Regions from separate parts of the Homo sapiens genome. Here region 1 is linked to region 2. Evidence: read pairs that join two places in POLR2A ChIA-PET (ENCODE). Cell type or tissue: Panc1. All regions are shown on one strand. Region 1 overlaps GALNT18 (polypeptide N-acetylgalactosaminyltransferase 18). Region 2 holds the start of SNORD97 (small nucleolar RNA, C/D box 97).

What was found. Peaks named below come from ENCODE experiments on the same cell type or tissue, not always from the same donor. Only the 100,000 strongest peaks of a DNase experiment are listed, where the experiment ranks them.
Region 1: POLR2A ChIA-PET joins it to region 2 with 10 read pairs; 1 of 35 experiments calls an interaction of 5 or more read pairs at or near these places.

Annotation. Positions count from the first base shown.
Region 1 is chr11:11,522,050-11,527,049 of GRCh38, reverse strand. All of the region lies in intron 1 of GALNT18 (polypeptide N-acetylgalactosaminyltransferase 18), which reads left to right. Among named protein-coding and RNA genes, the nearest start is that of GALNT18-AS1, 45 kb to the left of the region's middle. In Panc1, no CTCF peak of the experiment used is centred here; a DNase peak (open chromatin) is centred at 2,191.
Region 2 is chr11:10,796,824-10,801,823 of GRCh38, reverse strand. EIF4G2 (eukaryotic translation initiation factor 4 gamma 2) reads left to right here. Exons shown (of 22, transcript NM_001418.4): 14 at 50-163; 15 at 737-862; 16 at 989-1,093; 17 at 1,177-1,392; 18 at 1,476-1,734; 19 at 2,068-2,272; 20 at 2,400-2,611; 21 at 2,711-2,832; 22 at 3,943-4,770. The coding sequence ends at 4,008. It overlaps SNORD97 (small nucleolar RNA, C/D box 97), which reads left to right and starts at 216; the gene lies at 216-357. In Panc1, no CTCF peak of the experiment used is centred here; no DNase peak of the experiment used is centred here; H3K27ac peaks cover 677 bases.

The DNA of each region.
Region 1 (5,000 bases), 730 kb before region 2:
TGGAGAAATGCATTTATAAATGAGAAAGCATCTTCCCTGTGTCGGGCTCCTTCAAGAGAGGGTACCCACATCAGATGATAATTGTCATAGTCTAGGTGCAAGACTCCCACAGACATTGAGGAACCTGTCCATCTTAGAGTGTGGCGTGGACTCGACTGGATTGCTGTTCACTGACAGCTGCTGTGCTCCTGCGGGAGAGTAATATTCCCCACTTTCCCTGGATTTCACACTTGGCCATGTGACTTATTTTGGCTAAATAAATGTGAGCAGAAGTGACATGTCACTTTCAGGTGGAAAATTTAAGAGCCAATATATGCTCAATGGTCAATGGTACAGGTATTCTAGCAGCTCTTTTCCCAATGTAAGGGTGACAATGATGACACAGGAGCAGAGATCCTAGGTGATCCTGATGGACGTGTAGCCTGAGATGTAGCCTTTGTGATATAAGCTACCGGTATTTGGGGTGTTTTTGTTACTGCAATATAACCAGCTCTCCCCTGACAAATACACTATATTTTTAAAAGAAATATATTTTTAAAAGAAAGAATGATGTATTTATTACTTCCATGAATAACTACATATGTTCTGGTTTTTATAGCAGAAAGACAATGAAAGAAGTAACTATACATGCCAGAAAGGGACCAGCGCTGCATTTTTAAAGGAACATCAAAGACTCCAGGAGTCTACTTGTAAGAGTCTATGAATTTATTCACAAAGTCGTGCTATTCTACCATCACACAAACAGTCTGTCACTCACAGAAATGTTTGATCCATGGCCGGGCCCATGGCTTGCGGGAAATTGTTACATGGAAAAGCCGATACTGGCTTCCCTCCCTCCACCCACATCTAACTTCCTGGTCTTCCCTGATGACATCCTGCCTTTATGGCTTTATACATCCCTGACTGCCTGCCTAAAATGCCATTGCTCTCTTTTCTTCCAACATCCTGTCCCTGAGAACGCCTAGCATACTTACAGCAAATGTCTACACTGCCTCTGGAGCCTTTCTCATACCTTTCCCCCACTCCAGGCAGATGGAAGTTTCTTCCGTGTCTTCCAATTGCCAACTGGTCACCCCCATTAGCATGTTGCAGTGACACCTCAAATGTGATATGCGTGGCCGGGCACGGTGGCTCATGAGTGTAATCCCAGCACTTTAGGAGACTGAGGCGGGCGGATCACCTGAGGTTGGGAGTTCGAGACCAGCCTGACCAACATGGAGAAACCCTGTCTCTACTAAAATTACAAAATTAGCTGGGCGTGGTGGCGGGCGCCTGTAATCCCAGCTACTCGGGAGGCTGAGGCAGGAGAATTGCTTGAACCCAGCAGGTGGAGGTTGTGGTGAGCTGAGATAGTGTCATTGAACTTCAGCCTGGGCAACAAAAGCGAAACTCCATCTCAAAAAAAAAAAAAAAAAAAGTAATATGCACAACACCAGATCATCAGCTTTCTTCAAACCTGTTCCCCTTCCTACCTCCTCCATATCCACAACTGACTCCATTCTCCATTTAGATAAAATCAGTAGCCCTGTATTCTGTGTATTACTCATTCTTCCCTGTCTCAACCTCATCCAATCAAGTCTTACCGATTTCGCCACTGAAATGTTTCGTGAACTTTTTTGCTTTTACTATCGCTGTTTCAGATAAGGACCTTATCATCTGGCACTGGTTTTCATCTAACAGTCTTTCTTATTCATTGAGCTCCCTGCTTCTCATTCACCTCCATTCTACCACTTCTAGGGTAATATTTCTATTACCCTAGAAGGTAAGGATCCAGTGGAAACTTTCAGTCATTCGCGTTTCCTTGAGAGTGATGTTTAAATTGCTAGGATGGCATTCTGGGCCTTTCGAAATCTCCTCCATTTCGTTGTTTTTCCTACCTCTCCTCCTCCCCACCCTGTCTATATTCCGGCAACACCAGAATGTATTCATGCATATATATGTATTTTTTTTCTTGCACCTCTCTGAATTTGTATATTGGTTTTTCTGCATGAAATCCCCTCCTTTCTCTTCAACCTTCTCTGATAACCCTGGACTTAGTCTTCAAGATCCAGTCTGAGTTTTGCATCCTCTGGGAGCCTCCTGGAAACCCCAGACAGAATCTCTCTCTCCTTTCCTATTGCTTCTCAGAGCTTGTGTTTATGCTTCCCTTAAAACACTTCCACTCTCTGCCAGCTATGATTCAAGAATGACACAGACAAATGTCGTGAAGGCAGAGACTGAGTCCTATTTACTTATACATTTCGTTTGTTCACTAGACAATGGTATGGACTGGTTCTCCATAAATGTGTATCAGTCTGTTTTATTGTAACAAACAGCTTCCCGCCCCCAAATCAGTGACTTAGAATAAGAAACACTTATTTCTATGCTCACATTAAAGTTGGAGACTGTGTGAGTCAGTTGTGGCTGCCACAGCTCTGCTAGGTTCTGTTCCACGTGTCTTCCCATTCTGAGGCACAGGCTGAAGGACCAATCCCTATTTGGAACACACCATTTTCCTGGAAGAGAAAACGAAAGTGAGAGCCTCCATATGCAATGGCTCCTAAAGCTTCTGCTAGGGCCTAGTTTATATCATATCCCATTGATCACAGCAAGTTACAGGTTCAAGCTCAGTGTTATTGAGAAACCATTCTCCCATAGGATGGAGGGATACTGCAAGGCAATGGTAATAAATAACTATGTGTAATATTTCACAGAGAAGGAGGGCAGATAAATGAGAATTATAATATACTCTGCTGAAATCCATGAAATTAAATAGAGTCATGCTGCTGAAAAGGATCTTGAAGAACTCCAATTTCCTCATTTGTTAGACATGTGTCATTTTGGGCCACCTAGCATCTGAGCCCACTTCTTATGTTTGGGAAATTCCCTACTTTTTGAGTCTTGGTAGGAAGAGAGGCTGATCAGAACAGGCTTCTACTAGATAAGTGATTTCTAGCCTTTCTTGGATTTAGGGCCAGGTCTATGACTTGGGCTACATCAGTCACAAGTATTTGATTTAAGACTTTGAATCAAGAGCTGGTACCTCGCACTAGCTGAAGTGCCAGGAGCCTTGAGTTCTTGGGGTGCTGGTAGCTGCAATGCAGTGCCCAGTATCCACAGTATTGGCAGTGCCCAGAGGGTCCTCTACTGAAGTAATAAGATTTGGGGTGATGTTCTTGGTGACCTGAGAGCCTGGTTCGCTACCTCTCTTGGCAATTCCATGAGCTTCCCAGTGTCCTTTAATTAATTCACTTCTGACCCATGTTAGCCAGTGCTGTTGCTGTTGCTTGCAGCCGTGTGTCCTACCTCCTTTCCCAGGGAGGCAGGGTGTACGATATTTTTTTTTTTTTTTGAGATGGAGTCTCGCTCTGTTGCCCAGGCTGGAGTGCAGTGGTGCGATCTCGGCTCACTGCAACCTCTTCCTCCCGGGTTCTCACCATTCTCCTGCCTCAGCCTCCCGAGTAGCTGGGACTACAGGAGCCCACCAACACGCCTGGCTAATTTTTTGTATTTTTAGTAGAGACGGGGTTTCACTGTGTTAGCCAAGATGGTCTCGATCTCCTGACCTCATGATCCACCCGCCTCAGCCTCCCAAAGTGGCACGGTGTAAGAATTTTAAGAGCATTAGCTTTGAAACCAGACTTCTTGAGTTTGAAGACCTCTAGAGGTAGCTCTCGGTTACCTCTGCACAGAGCAAGCAAGCTACTTAACTTCCATGAGCCTCCATTTCCTCACCTGTGACATTGTCCTCACCTGTGAGAGTGACAAGATTTGCCTCAAACAGCTGTTGTATTAAAAGAGATGCTGTACTTGGAGGGCATGCAGGACCTATTCTGATTGCAGTTCTTTGAAAGAAAGTGAAATGACTTTCTCAAGTTCATAATGTCTGTGGGTGGCAAAACTGGAAGGCAGACCTCCTGGCTCAAAATAGCACTGTAGACCTTCACTCAGATGGAATTGATCTTGCGGACATAATGAAAGGGCTTGTAATAAGAAAAAGCATGTAAATTGCTACTTTCTTGGCAAGCAGTTTGTAAGGGAGAGCCTCTGCCTGAATTGTTAGTGGACTGCACTGCGCTCAGTCTCTTACTTTACTCTCATCTGCCTAATCTGAGGACAGGGGAAGAAGTTTCATGTTTGGTGCTCCAAGAGAATTTCAGAGTAAGGGTGGGGAGACTGTAAACCCAGATTTGAATAGGAAGCTAGTCTAACCCATGCTGTCTGTGTGGCAAATGTGTGCTCCAGACTTCTGAAACAAGTGGCACAGATTGTGCACAGCTAGCTGCGTGACAAGTGTCTTTGTCGGTGGAGAAGGAGCCGCCACACTGAGACTGTTAGACATCTTGAGTTCTGTGGATACAGTGGACTGTCTGTTTTGTTTTTGTGTTTCAACATCCAGAAAAAAATCCAGTCACAGTAGCTTGTGTCAGGATTCTAGCAGGCTTTGAGCTCTTCTGCAGTGGTCCCAAGGAGCGTGGCATGTGGCATGGACCAGTCAGAGGTCTTCCCTCTGCTTGTTGAGCTGAGTGGTGGTGGGACAGCTGACGCAGGGCTGCGTGTTTCTGTGGGCATGATTCTTCATCTCTTGTCTGTGCTATGTGGCAGGGCTTTGGGTCAGAAACAACTACAAAAAATCAAGGGACACTCTCATCCCCTCCTTCCCTCTGATGGGAGGACCCTGAAGCCTGGCCCCATTCCCGTTCTTAGCCTTAAGTCCTGTCGGCCACTGGAAGTTGTGTGGAAAGAGGGATGGGATGCAGGGAAGCTTAAGAGCTTCCAGTTTGGGCAGCCGTCTCTCAGAGATGGGGCATAGAGTTTGTAGGGCAGGGACCGATGTGTGTTTGACCTGATGGTTATTCCCCAGAATGAGGAGAGGTCATGTGGAGGTAGGAGGAGAGTAGCACCTCAGGGGGAGGATTCTTGGGATAGAAGAGGCCTGGGGCCTCCTAGGGCCTTCCTTCCTTCCTTCCTTCCTAGGGTGGGTAGAAGTCATCCCGCCCCAGTGTGGCTGACATGGCTCT
Region 2 (5,000 bases):
TTTGTGGACCCCTTTTTATCTAGACTTTCTTTCTCCTTTTCTGAAATAGGGGCTAAGCCAGCTCTACCATAACCAGAGTCAGGGACTCTTATCCCAGCTGCAAGGACAGTCGAAGGATATGCCACCTCGGTTTTCTAAGAAAGGACAGCTTAATGCAGATGAGGTACATTTGCCTATGTTACTTATATACCATAGTTTGTCCATTCAGAAATTTATTGCCCGATGATTATAAAAAGACGCGTTATTAAGAGGACTTTATGCTGGAGTTCTTGACGTTTTTCTCTCTTTTCTATACTTCTTTTTCTTTCTTTGAATGTCCAGCGTCCTGTGAGCGAAGATTATGAGATATGAGGGCAAGTCTCCTAAAGTCTGTTAGAGCAAGAAAACTGGTTGTCAAAATATTGTGGTTTCTTTCTTTGTAAGGGTGATTTAACTAAGGATAAAACAGGGCATTTTCTAAACTGTAGTTAAATTTGCAGTTTTTTATTTGAATATTTTAGTCATGCTAATTCTAAGAGAATGTAAGATTTATAATAGTATCTTACTACTGTATGCATCAGATCTTTAAATTTTTTGCCAAAAATTAAACCTGTTAATGTGGAGTACCTTCTTTAGTTTTTCAAAAAGCTTAATGTTTCCCTAGATTCTGTCACTGTATAGGATTTTAGAATGTTGTATTTAATATGTTCGCCAACTGCATGTTGTTAATTTAGATATATTTTGTTTTCAATTCCAGATTAGCCTGAGGCCTGCTCAGTCGTTCCTAATGAATAAAAATCAAGTGCCAAAGCTTCAGCCCCAGATAACTATGATTCCTCCTAGTGCACAACCACCACGCACTCAAACACCACCTCTGGGACAGGTACAGACCATAGTAGGACAGCATTTTCTAAAGATATCTGAAGACTTTTTTCTAAATTTAGTGTGTTCTTCCCCCTAATTTCATAGTCCTCTTTTTAAAAAAAGTCTGTCATTGCTTGTTTTTTAGACACCTCAGCTTGGTCTCAAAACTAATCCACCGCTTATCCAGGAAAAGCCTGCCAAGACCAGCAAAAAGCCACCACCGTCAAAGGAAGAACTCCTTAAACTAACTGTAAGTTTCAAATATCCCATTTTAGTGTAATTAGCCTGTATTTGAGATAGAGAATACATTAAAGATACTTGTGTTCTTCACAGGAAACTGTTGTGACTGAATATCTAAATAGTGGAAATGCAAATGAGGCTGTCAATGGTGTAAGAGAAATGAGGGCTCCTAAACACTTTCTTCCTGAGATGTTAAGCAAAGTAATCATCCTGTCACTAGATAGAAGCGATGAAGATAAAGAAAAAGCAAGTTCTTTGATCAGTTTACTCAAACAGGAAGGGATAGCCACAAGTGACAACTTCATGCAGGTAGGACACTTTACTGATTGTGTGGTAAGAACTCTTACCACTCAAATTCGAAAACTGATAAACTGTTGTATATTTCTTTCAAGGCTTTCCTGAATGTATTGGACCAGTGTCCCAAACTGGAGGTTGACATCCCTTTGGTGAAATCCTATTTAGCACAGTTTGCAGCTCGTGCCATCATTTCAGAGCTGGTGAGCATTTCAGAACTAGCTCAACCACTAGAAAGTGGCACCCATTTTCCTCTCTTCCTACTTTGTCTTCAGCAGTTAGCTAAATTACAAGATCGAGAATGGTTAACAGAACTTTTTCAACAAAGCAAGGTCAATATGCAGAAAATGCTCCCAGGTAAGAGAATGCTGACTTGTTTGTTTTGTTTTTTTAATATTATATCTAGAGATTTCAGGTACCTTGAGTGGATTTATGTAGGTCAGACAGTCTGATTGTCCTGCTCAGATAATGATAAACATTACCACAGATCTCACCTATAAAGAGAGATTTATAATTTAACTACTTTCATTTGATCCGTATGTTGAGTTTTTTTCATTTGCTGGGTTGGTTCTCTATTCTGCTACATGGATCTTACATACTTGGGGACATCATTTGTGAAGCTCTGCTCTCTGGACAGGACAACTTGGTAAAATGAACTATTAGATGATGCAGGTGGCTTTGTCTCTTCAGAAATTGATCAGAATAAGGACCGCATGTTGGAGATTTTGGAAGGAAAGGGACTGAGTTTCTTATTCCCACTCCTCAAATTGGAGAAGGAACTGTTGAAGCAAATAAAGTTGGATCCATCCCCTCAAACCATATATAAATGGATTAAAGATAACATCTCTCCCAAACTTCATGTAGATAAAGGATTTGTGAACATCTTAATGACTAGGTAAGACGAATGGTTTTCTGCATATGGTAATGTTTCATGTACTGGAAAAGAAGCGTAGGAGACTAAGAGTTGTCTCTTGAGCAAGAAAACTCACTGTTGGGTTCTAACAAGACCTCTTTCTGTCCAGCTTCTTACAGTACATTTCTAGTGAAGTAAACCCCCCCAGCGATGAAACAGATTCATCCTCTGCTCCTTCCAAAGAACAGTTAGAGCAGGAAAAACAACTACTACTATCTTTCAAGCCAGTAATGCAGAAATTTCTTCATGATCACGTTGATCTACAAGTCAGTGCCCTGTATGCTCTCCAGGTGCACTGCTATAACAGCAACTTCCCAAAAGGTGAGAGGACTTGTATCAGAAGAACGGCGTGAGGAAGTTCTTAAACAGAACACTAAATAATGGGCTTATTACTTTTTTCTTTTTTTTTTTTTTTTTAAGGCATGTTACTTCGCTTTTTTGTGCACTTCTATGACATGGAAATTATTGAAGAAGAAGCTTTCTTGGCTTGGAAAGAAGATATAACCCAAGAGTTTCCGGGAAAAGGCAAGGCTTTGTTCCAGGTAAGTCTTTTGTTAAAAATTTGGTCTGCTTACTTCAGTTTGCTTGGTATTAACTTCAAGTTAAGAGCCTTTTTCAACTGAAATACAGGCAAGGTAGTCCTAGTTAGTAGTTTGTCTTCACCTGTACATTTCATTCTGCACTATTTGAAGCTATTATTAAGTAAAGCTACACAATGAATCAATTCTAGTGGTGTATAAGATGTTAGAGGTAGCTAACTTTTCAAGGAGTATAGCTACTTATATACATGGGAGTGACTGTACAAGTTTCGATTTAAGCTTTTTTAAAAACATCAGTAAAGAGGAAATTGTAGCTGGGCACGTGGCTCATGCCTGTAATCCTAGCACTTTAAGAGGCTGAGGTGGGAGGATCACTTGAGCTCAGGAGTTCAAGACCAGCCTGGGCAGCATAGTGAAACCCTGTCTCTAAAAAATACAAAAAATTAGCCAGACGTGGTGACATGTTCTGTGGTCCTGGTCCCAGCTACTCGGGAGGATGTCTTGAGCCCAGGAGGCAGAGGTTGCAGTGAGCTGAGATCACACCACTGCACTCTAGTCTGGGCAACAGAGTGAGACTGTGTCTCAAAAAAAGAAAAAAAGTTTAAATACTATATATTTTTCTAAAAAGAGGAGATGTTTCTGATTTCTCACAATTTGATTTTTTCTTATTGAATGAACTTGTAGCCCTAGGGGAAGAACATCAGGGCATTCTCTCAAATCACCTGAAGAGCAGTTTAAAAAGCAGGTTCCAGGCCTATTCCTAGAGATTCTGGTTTAGTAGGTCTGTGGTACAAAATCCAGGTGATTCTTTCTCATGCTACTAGTTTTCCAGGGGGCCCAGGCTTGAGAAACATTGGTCCTGCAGCATCTTCCTACCTTTTTATTGCTGATGATAAACAAGATTCACGAGGATCATCCTTGCAGGATTAAATCTTTAGCTCTGTGTTGTCCCAAATCTGGATAATATACCACTGTTCGTTAACTTAATATACAAATTGTTGGTAGGGATATCCTTGTTTCATATTCTAAAACTGTGTAGTACCACCTAAAACTTTTTGGATGGATTTCTGTTTATATCATGAACTATTTTAATTTACAAATCTTAATTTATAGGTGAATCAGTGGCTAACCTGGTTAGAAACTGCTGAAGAAGAAGAATCAGAGGAAGAAGCTGACTAAAGAACCAGCCAAAGCCTTAAATTGTGCAAAACATACTGTTGCTATGATGTAACTGCATTTGACCTAACCACTGCGAAAATTCATTCCGCTGTAATGTTTTCACAATATTTAAAGCAGAAGCACGTCAGTTAGGATTTCCTTCTGCATAAGGTTTTTTTGTAGTGTAATGTCTTAATCATAGTCTACCATCAAATATTTTAGGAGTATCTTTAATGTTTAGATAGTATATTAGCAGCATGCAATAATTACATCATAAGTTCTCAAGCAGAGGCAGTCTATTGCAAGGACCTTCTTTGCTGCCAGTTATCATAGGCTGTTTTAAGTTAGAAAACTGAATAGCAACACTGAATACTGTAGAAATGCACTTTGCTCAGTAATACTTGAGTTGTTGCAATATTTGATTATCCATTTGGTTGTTACAGAAAAATTCTTAACTGTAATTGATGGTTGTTGCCGTAATAGTATATTGCCTGTATTTCTACCTCTAGTAATGGGCTTTATGTGCTAGATTTTAATATCCTTGAGCCTGGGCAAGTGCACAAGTCTTTTTAAAAGAAACATGGTTTACTTGCACAAAACTGATCAGTTTTGAGAGATCGTTAATGCCCTTGAAGTGGTTTTTGTGGGTGTGAAACAAATGGTGAGAATTTGAATTGGTCCCTCCTATTATAGTATTGAAATTAAGTCTACTTAATTTATCAAGTCATGTTCATGCCCTGATTTTATATACTTGTATCTATCAATAAACATTGTGATACTTGATGTAGTGATGTGTGGCTGTAAATGGCATCCATAGTCTGGGAGAATTGTCAGCTTTGTTTTTGAGGTATAGGAGACCCACCTTAGTTTGACTTAAGGACTTCCCAATTTTTGTTTTTCTGCTGTACAAGCCTGGGTTCCAGAAGGAATTTTTAGACTCTTCAAGATGAGACACAAGATTTAAGGTGTTTATTTCCTTTGAGTTACTGAAACTAACCAATATAAACGATTTT